2 separate regions of the Homo sapiens genome follow, and region 1 is linked to region 2. A link is a loop called in an ENCODE intact Hi-C map of the cell type or tissue named here. Cell type or tissue: Caco-2. All regions are shown on one strand. Links, peaks and the distances in the headings refer to the core of each region. The heading gives the core; the rest is flanking DNA.

The links. Hi-C counts contacts between places; a loop is a spot of excess contacts. Peaks named below come from ENCODE experiments on the same cell type or tissue, not always from the same donor. Only the 100,000 strongest peaks of a DNase experiment are listed, where the experiment ranks them.
Region 1: it touches region 2 in a loop (2.0-fold over the local background); 3 of 110 quality-filtered maps call a loop at or near these places.

Annotation. Positions count from the first base shown.
Region 1 is chr10:93,590,002-93,592,765 of GRCh38, forward strand. RBP4 (retinol binding protein 4) reads right to left here. Exons shown (of 6, transcript NM_006744.4): 6 at 1,693-2,111. The coding sequence ends at 2,074. It overlaps FFAR4 (free fatty acid receptor 4), which reads left to right. Exons shown (of 3, transcript NM_001195755.2): 3 at 1-71. Among named protein-coding and RNA genes, the nearest start is that of RBP4, 9.9 kb to the right of the region's middle. In Caco-2, for the core only: no CTCF peak of the experiment used is centred there; a DNase peak (open chromatin) is centred at 1,598.
Region 2 is chr10:93,679,435-93,682,236 of GRCh38, forward strand. FRA10AC1 (FRA10A associated CGG repeat 1) reads right to left here. Exons shown (of 14, transcript NM_145246.5): 11 at 2,046-2,164. Among named protein-coding and RNA genes, the nearest start is that of FRA10AC1, 22 kb to the right of the region's middle. In Caco-2, for the core only: a CTCF peak has its summit at 1,193 (motif pointing left); no DNase peak of the experiment used is centred there.

The DNA.
Region 1 (2,764 bases), core at 265-2,764, 89 kb before region 2:
ACAAACGAACAGAGATGTTTTGCTCACTTTAGTTAATAGATTTGATCAATTAAACCTGTTTTTGGAAGTGATGTGTGGCTATCTTATTGAAGCGGCATTGCTGTCTGGGGTAAATAACCGGGGTTTGTCATCTTGCGCCAAGAGGATTAAGGACACGGACATATGTGGGTGGGTTAAGGAACAGAATGTTTAATAGGCAGAAGAAAGGAGAGAGGAGAGCAGCTCTCTCTCTCGTGAGACAGAGGCATCTGAAAAGGGAAAAGTGGTGGACCACAGCGTATTTTATAGGCAGGCTTGAGGAGGTGGTGTCTGATTTACATAGGGCTCACAGATTGGTTTGACCAGGTGTGACGTTTACGTAGTGCACGAGAAAGGCTGGCCACCCCACCCAAATCTGATTATGCAAATGGACTTTCCACTTGGCCATCTTGTCTTCTCCTTACTGCACTCATAGCTGGCAAAAAGAGAAGACGGAGCCGCCATTTTGAACATGCTTAGTCTTAGGTAGTACATTCCAATGGACACAACTGCTGGCATTCACCCATGCAAGCTTCCAACTTGCTTGTCTATGTCTGCAGCACGATTTTACAGCTGCTTTTTGTTAGAAAAGGATTTAGGGGCTGCTTTTCATTAAAAGGAAAATCTTACCAAGGACTTCCATACCCTCACTATCTGCCCGAGTAATTTCTTTTTAACTCCTATATCATTATGGTTCTCTGAGGTTGTCAAACTGAAGCTGCGGAGCAAGGCTCTGACAGCCTGTGGTTCCGTGAGAGAGGAAGGCAAAGCTCTCCCATGCACATCACCTGTCTCCTCTGTCTTTGGTGGAGAACACTAGCATGGGGCCCCCGGGAGCCTCCCACGGTCCCTGGATATTCCAACACCCAGGCGGAGATCTGTGACCCTTTCCTCACTCCCAGTGCATTTCATAGACATCAGCCTGGCATCACCGGTTTCACAGCTCCCCAGAGCTCTAAGGGACATTGCCTAATTGAATCCTCACTGCAGCCCATCAGGCAAGGACTATTTTCCCTTATCTCCCAAGAAAAGAGTGAGGCTCAGATAAGCCTTGTAACCAGCCCCAAATCCACAGCTAATATATATCTGAAGCAGATTTGCACTTACACCAAGACCCTCTGGTACCAAAGCCTTGCTGCTTTTTTCAAGATGAGAAATGGAGGCCCCTGGGAACGCCTGGAAAACTGAGGCAAGTGGCCTTGCACCCATACACTAGGGTTCCCACGTGCTGCTAATGATGCAGGATGCTGGTGCTCTGTCCCAGCCCCTGCAACTCACCCCCTACCCAGCCCCTCCCTGCATTCCGGGTAGGGGGTGCTCTGATCTTTCCTATAGAATGAGATTCCAGAGCCCCATCTTCGAATTTCCCCAGAGGCCTCCCTCCTCCCCATCAACATTTTGCCTACACCTGAAAGAGGTGAGCTGCATGCTAGAGACAATAAAGGGCTAAGGAGTGTTTCCTAGAGCTCACTTTGTCCCCTGTGGCTCAGCCTCTCAAATCCAGCACTGGTGAGCTGCCAGCCCGCCCACCTCACTCACAGGCCTAGGGCTGACTGAGGACTTGGGCTCACTGGACTGACCTGTCTACTCACTTCCTCTTTTGGCACCAGTGCTTTGGCCAGGCTGGTAGGTAAGGCTTCCCTAAGTTAAAGAGGAAACTTCCTTTTCAGGAAGTTGGGAGAAGCCAGTATTTAATAATGGAGATTAGGCACTAGAACAGGCCAAAGGTCAGAAAGAGCCACGTGCTCCTGGTATAAAGAAGCGCACCCCACCCATCCGTCTGCAGCACAGACATAAACACAAATGAAAACTAAAATCACAGGACACGGGTGACTATAGTTTAATGAATCAGAGTCTGGAATCTTAAGCCCCAGAAACTTTCAGGAAAGGCAAGCAGATTCACTGACCCCCACGTGTATCTTTATGTGTAATGAAGGTTTTATGGGAACTGAGGGAAGATGGGGAGAGAAGGGCAAATTAAACTCCTAAGATAAATAGAGCTGAAGACTGAGAGCTAATCAGAAGTTCTCAGATGAAACTAGATTCTTGATATTGCTACAAAAGGTTTCTTTCTGATCTGCCATCGCAGTAACCTGGAAAATACAAAACAAAGCCATTAACGACAGAAAGTGGACCCAGTTTTTATGTAGATAATGAACATCATGATGGCCTTAGAGCTGGCTTCATTCAAATGCTTCTTAATTCAAATGCATCACAGCAGATTGCAACCCTTACGGATACAGGTGGCTGTAATTCATAAACACCTTCAAGGCTGTTTCTGAAACCCACTGAATTTTCTCTGGACGTAATGGGGGTGGAGAGAATATGACTTGCTGGATGAACAGGGCTTCCTTTGATTTCTCTTAAGTCTGCCTTATTGCATTTCAAAGTGTCGGAGGCCACCCTCAGCTTTCAGGAAGTGGGAGCCAAGGCAGCCTGACCTGGGACACACTGGTGATGGTTTTATAAAGTGCTTCTATGTCTCATGTCATGTGTCACCAGATGGTGTGGCACAAGGGACTTCAGAGTCACAAAACTCTAGGTTTGCATCCAACTCAGCTACCTATTAAAGATTTAGGGCAACTTTCTTCCTCATTGTCAGCCTCTGTTTTCTCATCTGTACAATGTGCATAATCTGCTTCCTACGGTGCCCTGCTGTGGTGGAATCCTTGCTGGCCCTACATTTAATTTTGAAGGGTGAAGCTTCAAAATCAATTTGATTTTGGTCTAAGTTCCCATCTGTTTG
Region 2 (2,802 bases), core at 173-2,672:
AAATCAGGAAAGGATCCTTGGAAATGACATTTAAGAGCTTAGACCTGAAGGATGAGCTGGGATAGAACTGAGAGTTTTAGGAAGAGAAGACACAGCATCCATGTAACCCCTAAAATTGAAAGAGGCTTGACATTTTCCAGAAACTGAAAGGCTACATGGGGGGAGTGTGAACGTGAGGTACAGAGTGGTAAGAAACAAGCCTTGTATAGTACACAAGTTCTGGATCACAGAGAACCTTTTAGCTTTGTCCAGGATTTTGCTTATCAGCCTAAAAACAACAGGAAATCACTGATTTATGGAGAATGGATTAAGAGGAGGGAAGGTGGGATGGCAAGACAGAGGCGGAACCCGTAAGGAGAATATAACAGTAGCCTATAAGAGAAAATATAGTGGTTTGTAGTAGGGTGGAGAGAACTTGAGAAATATATACTCTGGGGGTAAAATTCACAGGACTTGGTGACAAATTAAACATAAATAATAAGGGGAAAGAAAGTATCAAGGATAATCCCCAGATTTCTGATATTAGTTTTTAGGTCAACATAGGTGTCATCTACTGACAGAACACTAAGGGAAAAATGTCTATAAGGAAGATCATGTGCATATGTACGCATAATACGAAGGGTCCAACCTTAGCCCTGAACCTGAGCATTCATCTACCTGATCTACTTTGATTGTACTGAGTAACATTTTATAAAGTAGAGACTAGTTCTTTCATTTGGAATACGCAGTGATTAACATGGTATCACAGTTGTGATAAGAATGAACATATAATACAATGAGGGCAACAAATTTCTTAAGTGACATATTAAATGTTTTACTAGCATATAAGGATAAATAAGTTTTTAAAACTCAAAACATATTTTTAACATTTATTGGTTAAAATTTACCTTAGAGTGGAAAATAATTAAGATAGAGACAAAAAAGGCATTCTGCTACAAATGCCATCTCTCAATAAGCAATAAAATAACAATATCTTCCTCTCACCATCTATCAATTTTACGAAGTCTAAAGGTTGGTGACACCATATACTTGAAGCTATGGGAGTAGACAGTATCACAAGGGCACACAGATTTAAACTCTGCTACATAATGAATATATTACCATGTGCAAGAAGAAGTAAATGCTTCTAAGCATGCAACATAGCTAATGATCTTCATAGCTGGAGCAAGAGAGCCCTCTCCTGTCCAAATATTATATTAACATTGGCTTGAATCTAATTCAATTACCTATCTAGATTAGTCTGATTCACTATAAATTACAGCCGATTGACTCTACTTTATTATGGGCTAAAAAAAGCAACTAGAAGTAACCTTCATAATAGCTAATATGTGCCAAGTACTATGCAAACTGCTTAATGAATTATCTCGTTTCAACTTCTGAACAATTCTAAAAGGAATCAAGACCATTTTACACATGAAGAAATTGAGTCTTAGCGAGCTTAAGGACTGCTAAAGAAAAAGCAGGCAGTTCTAAGTATAGGTGCACAGCACCATGCTAGGCTCTGAGAACACAGATATATGACAATCTTTCTCATTTCTAGAAACTCATAAACTAGTAAAAAAAGTCACACAGGCCATTATAAATAAAATCAGTGTTACAATTTTATATTGATTTATAGATTATAGACTGTTTAAAGGCACTGATCAAAGTCCCTTTCACATTCTTATTTGAGTTTCCACAATAAGCTTGACCAGTATGAAGGCCAGGTATGCACCTCACCCCTATACACATAAGAAAAATAAAGCAGTTCAGTGACTGATGCAAAGTAACAAGTCTGTAGGTGACAAAGCCAGGAATTAGAAAACTGTTGGCAATATTATACTATCTGCCAAAAATGAACTAAAATTAACCCTTAATTAATTTAGAGGAGTTCTTAAAACTCCTGTAAGTCACTTTAAGTTCATATCTAAATTCTCAGCCAGTTTCCTCTCAACTACCATAAAATGAAATTCTCAATGCATTCACCAATTAGATGAATGAAATATGGCAGATTATATTTCATGCTCACAAATGTGAGTAGATGCCTTATCTTAATTTCCTTTTACCTTTATCTTTTTTCTTGGAGGCCTCTTCTGCAGAAGATAATCTGGATTTTTTATGTGATGACTCTTCACAGTCTTTTTTGGTTTTATCTTTTCTTTTTTTTGACTTGATTTCTTTTCTCCTTTGTGTTAAACAATATAAAATTAAAGTTAACTTTTCCAACTGACCTTTTCAAAAATAACCATCATATGAACAAAAAACCAAAATCAGTTAAAATACTTATTTTTTAAATGTGATTTATATAATAAGGAACGTTAAGTGAGACTGTAAATATTTTATGCTTGTATATTAATTAAAATCATTCTATAAGATAATGAAGTCTTAACACTGACACAAATAATTACTTTCTATAAGTTCTGTATACGACCATAGTAAATACAAATTATAATTGTATTTGTTTCTTTCTTTCTATATTCTATCACTTAGCCATTTAAAACTAAATTACAAAAAAAAGCCTCATTTCCCTTCACATAATCCATATCCACCTACATGTTAAAAAAACACAAAGAAGAAGAAACTGCTGAACAGCTCTAAGCCACCAGTAAATAGAAATTTCTACTCTTAAGAATAAAGGAATATAGTAGAAGCATAATGGAATGAAAATGGAAAGGGCTTATTGTTAATTCATATATCAACATCAGGCCACTTATAATTTATACTCTTATTGTTGCAGCTTTATCTCTTCTAGAGCAGGTTTACAAGGTTGGCAAACAATTAATTAATTTTAATAGGTTAAGAAAAGAAATACTAAATGGGAAA